Linked DNA regions of Homo sapiens: region 1 is linked to region 2. Evidence: chromatin loops called from intact Hi-C (ENCODE). Cell type or tissue: IMR-90. All regions are shown on one strand.

The links. A loop is a pair of places that touch in the nucleus more often than their neighbours do. Peaks named below come from ENCODE experiments on the same cell type or tissue, not always from the same donor. Only the 100,000 strongest peaks of a DNase experiment are listed, where the experiment ranks them.
Region 1: a loop joins it to region 2, with 2.8 times the contacts of the local background. A loop is called at or near these places in 4 of 110 quality-filtered maps.

What each region holds. Positions count from the first base shown.
Region 1 is chr10:90,783,484-90,791,483 of GRCh38, reverse strand. The region is part of intron 1 of HTR7 (5-hydroxytryptamine receptor 7); the gene reads left to right. Among named protein-coding and RNA genes, the nearest start is that of HTR7, 71 kb to the left of the region's middle. In IMR-90, a CTCF peak has its summit at 3,393 (motif pointing right); no DNase peak of the experiment used is centred here; H3K27me3 peaks cover 357 bases.
Region 2 is chr10:89,950,907-89,958,906 of GRCh38, reverse strand. It overlaps LINC01375 (long intergenic non-protein coding RNA 1375), which reads left to right and starts at 1,534. Exons shown (of 4, transcript NR_110655.1): 1 at 1,534-1,758; 2 at 2,470-2,692; 3 at 2,904-3,032. In IMR-90, a CTCF peak has its summit at 3,949 (motif pointing left); no DNase peak of the experiment used is centred here.

The DNA of each region.
Region 1 (8,000 bases), 830 kb before region 2:
ATCTTTCTGTGGTCTTTTACACTTAGTCCTCTTGTTGAATTCTGTTCAGTGTTCAATGTGCAACTTCAGTATTAGGTTATCCATATAACCTTTCTTTAACTTCCCAGTTGAAATTACTCACCCCCAATCTAACTCCCCCTCACTGCTTTAGGTATTGTGTATAATATACATTATTTATGTGTACATACACACATACACTTTGATGGCACTTTCCACATTTGTCTCATTCTAAATATATATATATATCTGTATTCTCTAAATGTAAACCTTCTTGTGTTCAGGTATTTGATAATTTTTTTGAGTTTGTGTCCCACCTAGAAATTATAACAGTTACTGGCCCATGGTAATTTCTCACAATAGAGAAGGGCTTAGGACAAAGTTTTCTGAACCCTGCCCCTTTTCAAAATGAAATATATATGTAGGATTGATAAAAATATATGGAAGAGATGAAGGGGAGTGTTTTATTTGTATGAATTTATTAGTTCAAATTTGTGAGATTTGATTCTTACTGCCATTCAAAAGAGCAATGAGGCTGATTTAACAAACTTCCTGTGAAATTGTTGTTTATGGAAGACAGTTGTAGTCACATCAGTCTAAGCATCCAATGTAATTTTCTCTCTCTCTTACTCTCTTTTTCTGTCTTTTCCTCTCCCTCAATCTCCCTTTCTCTCTCTCTCTCTGCATAATATTGAGAAAATCTAGATTTACATGGATGAGTAGTTACAAATGGCAGTATTTTTTAAAATAGCTTGCTCTTTAGTGTAACTGATACAGTATTTTTAAATAGCTTCTTCTTCAATTTAACTGAAACAGTAGCTCAAAAGGCTAGGAAATGCTTGTTTCAAATTAAAATCACAGCAAGTAACAAGTGCATGCAGTTATTAATTGTTAAATGTTCAGTTTAGAGAGTCAATTAACGGATTCATCAGCTAGTTTAATTTGTCACCGTTTGGCAGAAAATACCATATGAATGTATCCTGTCACTTAATTGAGTGGAACACACAAATGCCAGAGGATTGTATTCACTTGTATGATTTTATGTGAATAGACATATACAGGTCTGAATTAAAAGAACAAATCAAAACAGAAAAAGACCTGCAGTCTTGTTAATCGGTGTCACATTTTTAAGGAGTTCAAATATATCCACTGCAAAGTTTTATTTTGAGGGCTCCAGAAAAAAGCAAAGTTAACCAGGCAGCACAAATTAAGTCATTTGGGGTCTCCCTTGTATTAAAATTTGATAAAGAACTCAAGTGTGGGTAATACTTTTTATTCCAGTTTTAAAAATGATTAATATGTTTAGCAATGAAACTTGAATCAAATGTTTGCTGAACCCTGGAAACACATTTTCATTCCACATGACTAGGATAAAAGGATGTTAGCACTGGGAAGGTACATTGTGTCTAACTCTTTCATTTTTCTAGATTTGAACTGCGATGATGTATATGAAAGTTTCCAGTACAATGTGTAGGGTGTGCACTAAGTAGATATTTTCTTGAAAAAATGAAATGAAATAATGAAATGAATGAATCTTTATGGAACGCTTTTTGCATGCTAGGCACTCTGCTCATAACAAACCCAGGATGGTACTATTATTATTTCCATTTTACAGATAAGAAAACTGAGGCATAAAGAGATTACATAATATGTTCAAGGTCACCCAGCTTATCCACTGCAGAACATGGATTTGAAATCTGGCGCTCTGGACCTCCCCAAATCCAAATGTTTAGCCACCACAGACAGTATACCATCATAATGCATTCAGCAAGTGCAGTGCTTTCCCTAGTGATTTTTTTTTGTTTGATTGTGGCTGATTTTATGCAATCACGAAAGGCTGATCTTTCTGTTTTGTTTATCATTTTCATAGAACTATGATGATTCTTAATTGTCTGTTAACCTTCAGCAGTACATTTGCTAACAGCATTTAAAGAAACAGATCATGTCTCGGCACTTGGATTTATAAAGAACATTTGATTTTCCCAGTGAACCTTTCCACCTTCTTTTCAGTTCAGGCAGATGCACTGATGTGTGTGTGGCATATCCCTCCTGACACAGTTTTATTGTGGGCAGAAGAGAAAAAAATAGCATTTAAAACCAGAGACCTTGTTATTTTTTCTTCTTTACACTTCAATGATTGTTGATTTTGTGTCTTGAGAAGACTAGTTGTGAAGACCATGTAGGCAAAAAAAATCACAAAAGAGTCAAAGCAGAGGCCTTGAGAATTGCTTGAGAATTTATGCTACTTTCAGGAGCTTTTTGTGGTATAACAATGCAGAGCATAGAAGGAGGAAGGAAATGGTATTTGTTTCAAAGGATCATTATTTACTTCTGGTTTCAGTAGTCAGTTAGCCAGTAGATATACTGAGAAACTTAAGAAAGTCCCCATCATCTCTGTTGAAGAAGGATAAGTTGGTGCACGATGACAATATAACATTATATTGCATCATAGTGTTATGGATCAAGTGCTAGGGGATCGCGATAATGGGAGTAAGTAGCTGGGGTGGGGTGCAGATAGGAAGGACCTTACAGTAGAGGTGACACTTGAGCAAGGTCTTAAGGGATAAATAGGAGTTTGCTAGGCTATGAAGTGGGGACTAGAAGTGCAGACACTTTCTGTCTTCTCCACTTTGGCCTGTTACTCTATTTCCCTGAATTTTTTCATCAACCTCCTCTCTTCTGTTTTTCTTTGCTTTTTGTCAAAGGGGAAAAGTAACTAAACATGACTAACTGAAATAAAATGCTCCTTTATTTTTCTTGTTTTTCTAAGAGGTCTTATATGAAGTACATTCAAAATTTTTGTTTTGTTTTACTCTAAACAAAGTATAGGTAGAGCCATTGTTTAATCTTATGTCATACTGATACATTGATATCACAATTAGCTAATATTTAGTAAAAGAATGTGCAAAGAGAGTTGAGTTCCAGTAGCTGTAGGGATTAGGAATAACCATTTTCTTTTAAGCTTTATATCTGGATCCATTCTAATTCTTGGTCTCCGAATGATTGATCTTATTTGCTTTAACAAGTTTAGTGCAGTTATTTGTAGATGTATATATGTAGGCCTTTCCTGTAAGAAGTTGAGATCATCCCTATTGTATTGTGACCATAATCATGGATTTTCCAGAAGAGCTCCGTTTAAAGTGTTCTTTGGTAATTCCTTAAAAATACCAAAGCTGGATCTATTTTGGGCTTGGAATACTGTTTATGTACTAGGTGTTTCGTTTTTGGTAAATCTGGGGGGTTATCAGATCAGCTGTCAGAGGTCTGCAGAATGATGGCAAAGCACCTACATGAAGATGTTTACCTGAGTTACCCAGGTAATTGCTATAATCCCTTGCTGGCTGTCAACCATTCCATAATGGCAGTCTTCCTTGCCAGGCCTTTCTCCACTAGATGGTGCTAACACCCACTGTTGCAGCTCCGGCTCAGGGTAAGGGTAATTTAATAATCAAAGGCAAATCATTTATTTAATATCTATTTAACACTTACGAACCGGACCCTACAGGGGTTGTGAGTAGTGGGTTACGAAGACAACTAGGCCTCAGATCCTGACTTTGGGAGAATATACTCTTATTGTTATACAGAAATAGCAAGGGAGCAAGCGGAAGAGGTCATAAGAGAGGCAGTCTAATAAAGTGGTTTAACATGCGCATTCTGGAGACAGAGTCCCTGGTTTCACATCCCAGCTTGTTCATTTGCTAGTTTACTAGCTAAATTACTTCACTTCTTTGTGCCTCAGCTTTGTCATCTGTAAAATGTGAATAGTAATATTCACATTTCATTTACAATTCCTCATTCATTTACAATTTCTCATCTCTAAAATATGAATGATAATATTACCTCCTTCATATGGCTGGTGTGAGGATTACATGAGTTAAATATGTAAAGCACTTAGCACTATAGCTGACGTAAATCCCCACCCACAGCTACCAGCACGTAAGTCCAGTGAAGGTAGTGAGCTTTGTCTTATTATTTTTTTTATTTTTATTTTTTTTGAGATGGAGTCTTGCTCCATAACCCAGGCTGGAGTGCAGTGGCGTGATCCCATCTCCCTCACTGCAACCTCTGCCTCCTGGGTTCAAGTGATTCTCCTGTCTCTGTCTCCCGAGTAGCTGGGAGTACAGGTGCGTGCCACCACACACAGCTAATTTTTGTATTTTTAATAGAGACGGGGTTTCACCATATTGCCCAGGATGGTCTTGAACTCCTGACCTTGTGATCCACCCACCTTGGCCTCCCAAAGTGCTGGGATTACAGGCGTGACCCACTGTGCCCAGCGGTTTGTCTTATTATTTACTGATGTATCCCCAGTGTGTCTGGCACATAGTAGGCCCTCCTCTTTAGTAAATATGTTGAATGAATAAGGCACGGTTAGAGGATGGCTTTGTGAATCTACCTGAGTGAGTGATGTGTGGAAGTAAGGGTCTAACAGGAGCTCAGAAGCTTTCTAGTTTACTCACTTTCTTCTAGATTTCTGTCCTACTCATTCTAAAGAGGTATCTTATTATTAAAGTATGCCATTTTCCTAAGAAGATCTTCCTGAGAAAATGCAGTAACGCAGACGATGATTTTTTCCCACGTATTGTGCCAGAGAGGAAGGCGTCCATGAAGACCTTTCATGCCTTGGGCACCTCTTACATGGGGCTGGTCTCCTGGAGGTATCACCACTCATCCTGTCTGATTCTCCCTCTTGCCCTCTTGCTTTCTCTCTACATTGAACAAACATCTTGAAGGCAAATGTCAAGACAAGGAATAGGAAGAGCTTAATTTGTCACGTTGAGTACCGCTGTGTGTAGAACTGCAATTTGCATTTTAATGTCCTGCTTATTCCTGAAAAATGGCATTTTACAGATTTCCTGTATTATTCATGAATTTTAAGCTTTGTAGTTTAAAAATAAAAATTCAGGTAATAACCAAGAATAAGAGAAGTTAAACTCTGTCAGGTTTTCTTACTCTTCCCTGGTCTCATGACTTTTCCATCTATTTAAGCATTTCATAGCCTATTCTTATGTTGGTTCTTAGATATTAGGAACAAATACACGTGGAAGTGTTAGCTCAGGCACCACATCTGGCTTCCTCGTTAGCTTCAAATTCCCCAAAATACATATGTGGGAAAAAAAATCAGTGGCCTGCATAGAGAACCATGAACACATACCTAGCAGCAGGGGAGAACCACAGCATTTTCCTGATAATGAAGTGGATGAACCATCCTTAGCCAAGGCCTGCCGTGGGCCACTTGGCATTTACTGAGTGTTAGGGCACCCCGATGGTTATCCTCTGTGTTGGGATGTGTGAGGTTTATAATATTGAGTAAAGATCAGGTGTTAATCTGCCTGCTCTTCTAAATTATGTGTTTTTAATGAAAACACAGGTTGGCCCAGGTTAGAGATAAACCCGACATATGTGCTGAGGAAGTTCCATCCCAAGAAATGCTTGGAATGAGCAGTATTTAAGAAGGAAGCCAGGTGGTATGAAAGCACCTTGTAGAAAGGCCACATCCCAGTGGTCACATGAACACAGGTGAGAAATCACACTTCAGGGGCAGATACATTCCCAGGTCGGGTTGCTCAGCTGGCAGTACCATGGCTGCTTTCCAGCTCTCCCAAGAAGGGGCGTCAAGGCCACAAGACTTTGTGGATTGCTGTATTCTTGGCCCAATTCTTGTCATCAGGTGTTGTGGTGCGTTCTGAGAAGGAGTAAGAATTGTTGGGGAAAAAAATCAGCATAGTTTTGAGGACTAAAGTAAAGTATAAGAATGAACCATAGTATTTCTTAAAATACATCACAAAATCAAGGTTGGAGTTCTGGACGCTCAGTACTGGTTCTTGGCTGAAATGGCTATTGCCACAGGCAGTGTTAAGATTGGTGGGGGAATGCAGAAGTGCAGTTGGTTATTCATATGTATTTAGTGCCTGTGCACCAGGTACTGAGTCATGTGTTATATGGAGAAGTGTGTGTGTCTGGGGGCAGTGGAGGTGAGGAGGCAGATAGACAGACATTACGAAGGTATCAAAGGAATTTACATATAGGGTTTGAAAATCCCCTAGACTCTACTTCGCTTTCACCGAGAAGACAGAGTTCAAAATACATGTCTCTGCCACTTCTTTAATTAGATTGTCAATTAGATATTTAGGCCTTTCTGAGTGATCAAACACTTTTGATGTTTCTAGCTGCCTCTGATGTTTATGGGACAGGTACAGTTTTTGCTACGGTTTTCTGCATGTTTCATTCATTCATTTATTCATCCAACCAATATTTATTTAATGCTTATGTCATATCAACCATTGTACCAGGGTTTGGGTTTATTGCTGACCTGAACAATGAAAAACACAGTTCTTGTGCTAATGCGTCTTATATTACTGGGAATCCAGACAAATCAGCAGGTCACTTATAGCCTCCTGCAGCGGATGATGAGGTGATTCCCTGAGAACTCAGAGCAGGGAGCTCAGTGAGATCAGAGAGTCTTTCTGGAGGACACGGCATCCTAGCTGATATCTAAAAAATGAGTAAGTCTTAGCCTGAAGAAGTCTATGGAATGTTCTCAGCAGAGGAGCAGCCTGTGCAATGGTGGAAGCTTGAGCCTTTTCCAGAGTGGTTGACAACGTGAATAGGAGTTAAGAAACTGGGAAGTAATATAGAACTGTATGTTCTGGAACTAATGATGCCAAGTCATGTGGTCAGCTATTACACATTGTTCTGGATCAAGGTGAGAATCATTAGGCTTTCTCCCGACTGCCTGTCTTAGAGAGTGTGTTGGCTCCACATAGGATAAAGTGAAAGAAGGTAGTAAAGTCAATTCACATTAATCCCCATTCCTTAAGCAAACCTCTTGGCTTCCTGACATTATACTGATATTGGCTCAGTTGTAATTCATTTATTATATATACTACTGCATTTATGATAATATTGGGTGAATGTTTTTAAAAAAACTAGATAGTAGTAGAATTTGTTTTTATGGCTTCCATTTATTGAGGATGACCTATGTGCTGGCATTGTACCAAGGTTTTTAAAAGGGTTCATATTTAAACCCTGACATAGTCCTGTAGGGGAGGAATTATTATATTTCCATTGTGCAGATGAGGGCCAGACAGTCCAAGAGATGAAGTGGCCTGCTCTGGGATGCTTGCCTAAGAAGGATTAGAGCAGGGTTCAAACCTAGGCTAAGAGGATAGGCACAGAACCCCAATACTTGAGCTTCAGAGAAAGAACACAGAGGTATTTAGCACATGATGAAAGGAGAGTTATTAATGGATCTTTTCAGAGTCCTATATAATTAATTTTAAGATAACGAAAGGATTTTAAGAGATAAATGGTTAAATCTCCTCAGCTGGCTGGCAGCTGGCTGGCATCATGATTAGAGAGTTTTGTATGTGGTGTATTTTGTGACAGATAATGTATAAAATGTTATACTATTCCACATCATCTACTTAATATGACTTGTTTTAGTAAGAATGTAATTAATCCCCATCTTTCTTTGTATAATTGTATTGTAGCTGTCAAGAACTAAATGTTCTAGAAATTTTGCTTGAAGTCATAGAATAAAAAGGATAATTATATAGTAACCTTTCCCCGGTGGACCAACCTAGTTGGAAAAAGTAATGGTGAAGAGCCATAGCTACACCATGAGTGGAGCATGAGAAAAGAAGACCCAGGCAGAGGTGAACTGTGTATTAGTGGGGACTCCAAAGTACAGCAGAAACATCACAGTAATTGAAGCAGGTGACAAGGAGAGGCAAACATAAACCATTCAAGTAATGGGGTGGAGAAAATACTGAGTAAAATTTTAACATGAAATTAAAATCCAGTTTATTTCTAGTAGCATTATGGATGGATCAAATATTCTAAAAAGCCTATCTCTAAAAAGCAAAACACTAAAAAGCCTGGATAAAATTTTAAAAATACATACCATTTTAATTGCATGGCTGAGCTGGCAAGAAAGTAAGAGGAATCCTTAGAGATATGAAATGGAGAGAAAGCAAGGGGCCCAAGAGGTAAACCAGTAT
Region 2 (8,000 bases):
GCTACCAATGAAAAAAGTTTTTTAAGAAATCTTTGAAAAACAAGGTTGTTGATGAACTGGAATTTCACTTTTAGTTCTCTCAAACCCCTATCTCATCAATTTGGGGTCCAAATTGGCATGGGGATGACGATGCCAATCAGGGGCATTATATATTCTCATGCCCTATGCAAGAGCACAAGAATATGGGAGAAATTAAACCTATTATCCTTAAACCTTATAGCCATTTCCTGATTCTGCCACTCAGAGATGTCTTTTTTTTTTTTTAACTAACATTAAGAATTAACATTAAGATGCACTATAAGTCAGAGCAGGACCTCCAAACGTTAATAATTGTGAATCATCTGGAAATCTTGTTAAGATAGATCCAGATCTGATTCAGTAGGTCTGGGGCCCTGAGAGTCTGCATTTCTGACCTGCTCCTAGGTGAGGCTGAGGCTGCTGTAGACCCAGCCAGACTTCGACTGCAAGTTGCTAAAATAAACCATGGTACCATCTGAGATGAGAAATGGCCCCTCTTACATAATTAACTAAGGTAACACATTGACAGCAACCAGAGGCTACCAATCAGAACAAACATTTAAGCAGTTATTGTGAAAAAAAAATCTTTACATGTGATTTATTTAAAATGTGTGGTCAGCTGAAGGTATTTCTGTGTTCCAGACTGACTGAGAGGGCTCTAGGGGCTAAAAAGTTTGAGGCAGTTTTCCTGGAACTACACACCTGGGAGAAATAATCAGATTGAACACCAACTGACACCCATGCCTCAGCATTCTCTTTTCGCTAGATCCATACCGTAAGTTATTACAGCAGGATTAATGTTGGGCAATAATAAGAAACCTCTGGAGAACGGTGAAATAAGGGGAACCAAGGACCAGTATGGAATTGGGACATAAGATTTCCTCTGAGAGTTAAGCTCTAAGGGAACTGAAACACAGATGTGCAAAGTTACCTTAAGACAGAAAGCCTCCTAAACCAATAACATTTGACTCTAATCTAAATGGGAAAATTATCCCACCTAAAGAAAACAGAGACCTCAAAAAGACTAATCGCAGAGACTAATTTTGACACTGTACAACTAAGAGAGAGAGAGTCCTGATTCAAGAACGTGAGGAGATTCACCTACATAGACAACATCTGATTTCACCATAGTGGAAATGTCAGACATTTAGTACCTAATGCCACAAAACAGGGGCTGGCAAACTACTGTCCATGGGCCAAATCTGGCTGAATCCCATTCTTTTAAATAAAGTTTTATTGGTACCACAGGTGCATCCATTTGTTTACACATCATCTATGGCTGCTTTTGCACTACACTATCAGAGTTGAGTAGTCTTGACAAAGGTTATATGGCCCACAAAGCCTGAAATATTTACTGCCCAGCCCTTTACAGAAGAAGTTTGCCAACGCTTGCCATAAAGCTTTTCAATTATATAACTAATTCCCCTTGCTCTGATTCCACACTAGCCAAGCAAACTTCTGATTATAATTGGTTTCCTGGGTAGTACAGCTGAACATTCCAAACTCCAAATTCTGAAATCCAAAATGCTCTAAAGTGCAAAACTTTTTGGGCATCAACATGACTTTTAAAAGAAATGCTCATTGGAGCATTTTGAATTTCAAATTTTCAGATTAGTGATGCTCAGCTAGTAATATTACTGTAAATATTCCAAAATCTGAAAAAGTCTGAAACATCTCTGGTCTCAAGCATTTCAGATAAGGGACACTCGATCTACCAACAAAGGAGAGAGCCCCTTGAAAGTGTGTTGGTTATTTCTAGCTGTATTTGCATTCTAGGGTTTTGGAGGTTTTTAACGTAATGTCTGGGAGCTTGCCTTATCTGAATCATCCGAATGATGATTTCTTTCTAAATTTGCTTTTTTTAAAAAAAAAATCACTTTTCTAGTGATACATATAAAAGAAACTAATGAACTAGGTCATGAAGTATGAATAGCAGTGTCAGACATTCAAGACAAAAGGAACAGCATACTTAAAAATGAAGTTGTAGACAAAGTATTAACTGTTTCAAAATGTTGGATTTTCTAAAGACCATTTAAATGCTGATGCCATTTATCTTTAGGAAGCTGGTATTGTTTGCCACAGTTATAACAAGCTATTGTTATAATTTCTGCTTATTATTAGAATCCAATAGAATTTTTACAGTTTGTTTTGAACACTTCTGTCATCTATTGTTCAGTTTGTTTTCATTATGAAATTCAGGTTTACTCTCAGTTTCTCCCAAAAATAGTAATTAACTATTCTGGGAATAATAATTTTAACTGGTTCATAAATGAGCATATACTAAACAACACTACTGTGCTGTATATAAATCTGACTCATATATTTTATAGCTCTTACTTCTTAGAAATAGAAAAACTTGCTTCTATATTAGAAAAGAAATCACTTTTCTAAGCCTATAAGACTAATACCTAGACATTTAGATTGTGGTGGGTTCACTTTTCTTCTTGTTAGAGGGCACTCTGAATCACTCTTCTGGTGAAGATCTCTGGGAGTTACATGCAAGCGGTGGGCCTGGGCCCATTTCCACATCCCACAAAGAGTGCATTTACTTTGTGTATCCAGAAGAGCAAAACTCCCAACTCTACTGCTTTGTTTTCAAACGGACAGCCAAGCATTCGATGTCTTCAGCTTCACTCTCTACTTTGTGCTTGGGTTCCATTTCTGGTTCATATAGGTATTTACCTTATTTTTTAACTTGACTTTGCCTTTTTATCCCTCTTTATGTTTTTATTTATGTTGTATATTCTTTTATGTATTTGAAAGAGAAGGGGAGTGTCCTGTTATGAACATGCTATACCATCTTGACTAAGAACCCCTTTGCTGATACCCAATGGGATTCCTTTATCTGGTCTAACTGACTAGATATTTTATCATTTATTTTTCAGTCAAGGTTTATTGAGCACAATATGATGGTGTAGGCATCTTTGGAGATATGCTATCTGCAGGTTCAGCTTTGGAGATTCAGAAGTGACATGCACATGCCTCTGACACTCTCATGGAGTTCACAGTTGGAGGTAAGCTGAACCATTTGGCAATCTACCTCACAGATTGAACACAATTGCCAAATTGACCGTTCCCCAACTCAGGTTCATTTCCATCATGACAAACTAATCTTTCCATTTCAGTAAAGTTTCATGGTACCTCTTTGCCTATAGGAAGCCATGCAACTCATCAAAATCTACTTGTTATCTAAGTTAGTTTTTTTCTAACAATACCCTAAATATATAGTTCTTCTACAACTTTGATGATATATCCACAATTAATGGATACAACACAACAAGAAACTCAGCAATACTAAATTTTTCAGTCCACCAGTGTCTTTGAAGAGAATATTTGTATTAGCATTTTGTTGCTCATTTATTTCATTCTGCAAAGTTTAAGAAACAACAGATACCTTCCTCACAGTGCAGCATTCTTGAGAAGGGTGCAGAGTGACTGGGTTTTCTCCTGGGTTTACCCAGGCACTTTTTTATTCACTCATCTGTTTCAGAAATAGTCACTATCCTGTTGTCTTCAGCTCCCAGCTTGGGAAACCCACAGAGTCTTTCCCTCCAGGTCACCATTGAGTTTGGCATGCTGTTGACCCTCAGTACATCATACAGCAACTACAAAACAGTAATTTTGTTCTCAGTGCACCCACAGGGCCATTTACTTTGCAGCATCATTCAGAACTTTCAGCAATAACTTTCCTACTTCAAAAAAGATAAAGAGAAGCAGCATGAGGAATCCTTGATGGAAACAAAGCTGAAACAAATATAATCTCTTATAGGATTTTTCTACATAAAATAATGCAAAATCACAACTTATTAAGTCCACAACTTAAAGCAAAATGTATGAAATTACTTTTCACCACAAGTTTTTACTGATATGAATAATGGCTATACTGTCTATATTTTAAATTAACCTTAATGCCATCTAGTGGTCACTGAGAAATTTTTGTTTCAGAAAATTGTTAACTTTAGAAATTGTTAATAACAAAGTAGTAGGAATAACAATAACTGCTGTTGCTGAAGAGACTTATTGAACACCTACAATTCTTCAGAGCTCTATGTTCAGCATTTTATGTTCATTATCTTGTTTTATCTATACAACAACCTAAATAGGTACCGCAGCGCAGTTATGCAAATGAAGAAACCAAAACTTAGTGGTATTAAATGACATGCCATATTCAGAGATCTAGTAAATATCTGACTGGTTTTCAAACCCAATTAGTCTAGTCCATTGCCTTCACACTCATCCAGAATTCTATGCCTCTACTAAACCTCGGTTGTGACTATAGAATATGGTTAATAGACTAACACACATGCACACACACACACACTCACACACAAATGCTAATGTGTTTGAAGGGAGGTGCAACCTCACATTTCCACTCTACAACCAACTCTTATCATGTTCCAATTCCCAGGCTTCTCCTTCAAGCAAGATTTTAATTGCATGGGGATGTTTACATATTCGAAATTCACATATGGTATCTCTAAAATGTGATGGATTCACTCATTCATGCAACAAATAGTTACTGAACTCATGCGTTAGACTCTGTGCTAGGTAATGGGAATGCAGCAGGGAACCAAACAGACACAGTCCTTCCTTTCATGGAGCTTAAAGTACAGCAGGAGGACAGACACATAAATTACATGGATCATGATACAAACTCATTGTGGAAAGAGCAGCTGGGAAAAATGCAGAGTGCTGGCAGGGTGTTTAGTTGGATGACCTTCCTTTGGCACCTAAGCGTTGAGTGAGAAGGGGAGTGAGGGAAGACATCTCTAAAGGAAGGACCTTTAAGAGGAGTCATGAAAGAGTGGGAGTGGGAGTGGGAGTGGGACTGAGCTGGGTGCAGGAGGGCAGCATAGGGATTCCAGGAAAAGCACCTGAGCAGCAAGCAGAAGAGTGTCTCCTAAGGCTCTGCTCCCAGACATTACACTCACACAGTGGAAGCACGACAGTAAGTCAATATGCAATTCAGGCACTCTTAATTCTTGTGCTGTAAATGGAACTTGGATAAAGACCATAATTAAGTCATACTTTTTTATACTTTGAACAAATCACTTTTACTGAAAATACTAAAATTGCATGATGTTGCACTTTATTTGAATACCCAAACATAATGGTACCTATCTATGCTAACTGAAGTTTCCATTGGTACTTATGAATAATTCAAATGCCTCCTAAATAAGATTTTTAGTTTGGTTGGAGATTATGAAAATAACACTCATGGCAGATAATGTGAATAACACAGAAGGAACCAAGGAAAAAAGAAGAAAAACAACTAATCCTCATATCTCACAACCCAGAGGCAAATAATGTAAACCTTTTGGAATGCTTCCTTCCAGTCTTTTTCTCTATTAATATTTTATAAAAATAAGATTTTATAATTTAATTTATTCATTCAGTGTAATAATTATTTCATTTGTTTTTACAAACTCTTTGTTAATATCACTGTAATAGCCAGATGCTATTTTATTAGGTGGACACATCCTAGTTTACTTAACCCATTTCCAAGCTGTTCAGTAGGTGGATTGTTTCCAATGTTTACTAAACAATGAATGACATATGAATAATGAATGGCATATGACAAATAATATATAATAAATAACACATTGCATAAAACTAACTTTTTTATAACGGTTTGTCCACCAGAATAGAACTCAGTAAATAGTAGACATTATTGTCAAGTGGTTAAGTAACTGACACAGCTTATTTGTATATCTGAAAAGAATTTAGAAAGTAACAAAGCAATTTACAAAAGCAAAACCACTGCTCAAGAACATTGACTATCAACCACCTCTTCCCATTCTTCCTTGTACTGTGAGTTGATTTCTGCCTTGATCTTAAGACAGGCTGCAGTAAAAGTTAATGGGTATTTTTGTCATGTTGGAGAATCCCAGGAAGCCATTCTAAAATCCCATTTGTGAAATGATGTGTCACATTAACACATTTTATGGGCTTAATCTTGTGCTGCTAATTGAATAATTTAATATTTGTGACACTAGCTTGACTCACACAATTACACACACACACAAAAAAAAGGAGTTGTAAGCTGTTACATCTCAGCTGTTCTTTACTTTGAGCATGCCCTGGTGTTTTTTAAGCTATATTTAGTGTTTTGCCATTTACAAGACAACTTCTATCTCTTTGGATATTTGCTTGATGTGAATGCAAATTGGAGTTGCAAGTTTTCTTCTTCTAACTAGGTACTCTTTAGTAGGTATATGCCCAGTCCAGATGCCAGGACTCTTAAACAGAGTTTTCACTGAGAGGCATTGACAAGATATAGAAATTACATCCTTGTGCCATGAGTAAGGACAGTGGTAATGACAGTGGCAGGCCATCTAAAGCAGCTGCTGTCATCACACTGGCTGCTGCAGGGAGACAGCGCTGGGGCTGCACACTCCAGGGAGCCAGCAGGAGCCAGGGACAAGTGAGAGCCCTGCCCCTTCCAAATTGAGGCAGAGGCTCCCTGGGTACCACTGCAGCCAACCAAGCTATGGCTGCAAACCTGGGCATCCCTGTGCTCTCAGGACCCAGAAGCAGGTGGGAACCCCACTCTTCTGGGTGCAGCTGCAACTGCCCAAACCACAGCTGTGGACTCAGGTATCCCTGTACTTTTGGGGACCAAGGAAGGCCCTCCTTGCCCTCACAAGCTCAGAAGTGGGAAGTGCTTGCTCCCGCTGCTCTTGCTGGCTTCTGCCTGCTCTTGGTGCCCATTCCGATCTCAGAGCAAAGTCAGGGCTGAACCCAGGCACTGACATGGCCCAGTGAGGTGTGCACATGCTTGGGGCAGTGCTGACATGTTAGCCCCCTGCCACCTTGGCCCCCTCTGGACTTTAGGGGCTAATGAGCATAGTAGGGAAGCTGAGCAGGGGTGGCTGAGGGCAGCTCTTGGCACCTACAGCCTGGGTGCCATGAATGACAGTAGGAAGCAGCGAGGTTCCTGGAAAGGAGGGAATGGGTCCCCAGTAAGGTGCTGCTTTCAAGCAAGGGAGGGCCTGAAGGCTGGGTGCTGGGCTGCCAGTCCCACAGACCAGAGTAGAATCTTGTGACGCCTTTTCCAGGCCTTCCATGGGTGCCCATGGACCAATAAACACATACTTCCTCCCCTTTGAGGTCCATAAAAGCCCTGGACTCAGCCAGAGCTGAGCAGACATTGGGACAATCAGCTGCAGAGAGGAGCAACTCACTCTAGGGCCTCCTTTCTGCTGAGAACTGCAGAGACAACAGAGAGAGAATGGAGAGATAACAGGATGACCTGCCAGCAGAGACGAGCCACCCACTCTAGGGCCTCCTCTCTGCTGGCAGCTGCTCAGATGATGGGACAACCAGCTGCAGAGAGGAGCTACCCTCTCTGCTGATAGCTGGACACTTGTTGAGATGACTTGCCTAGCAGAGAGGAGCTACCCTCTCTGCTAGGAGCTGAACACTCATCAGGACACCCTGGCTGCAGCAAGGAGCATCCCCCTGTGGGTTTCCCCTCAGTTGTTCTATCACTCAGTAGAGCTCCTCCTCATCATGCTCACTCTCCACTTATCTGCCTACCTCATTCTTCCTGGGCACAGGACAAGAACTCAGGATCTGCTGAATAAGGCTAAAAGAGCTGTAACACAAACAGAGATGAGATATGCCCCATTGTTCACCATGTCGCAGGTGAAGAGAAGGAAAGAAATGCTGCAGCCCTTCAGGGACCCCAGACACGGGAGCTCCTTGAGTTAAGCCCGTGACTCCCTCTTTGAGGCCCTGTGGTTCCTGGCATCTCCAAGCTTCTGGGAAGCATTATATTCCTCAGTGCCAGCTGTGGAAGCTGTTTGCAGGGCACCTGGTCCAGCTGCAGGCTCGCAGAGAGCTGGTGCCCATGCTGGCACCTGGAGCTGCCCACCCTACTACATCAGCTGACATGCCTGATTGCACAGTGGCCAGACCCCACACTCACTCACACACCCGTCGCCACTCCATGCAGCCTTATTTGGCAGGCATGGGAACCA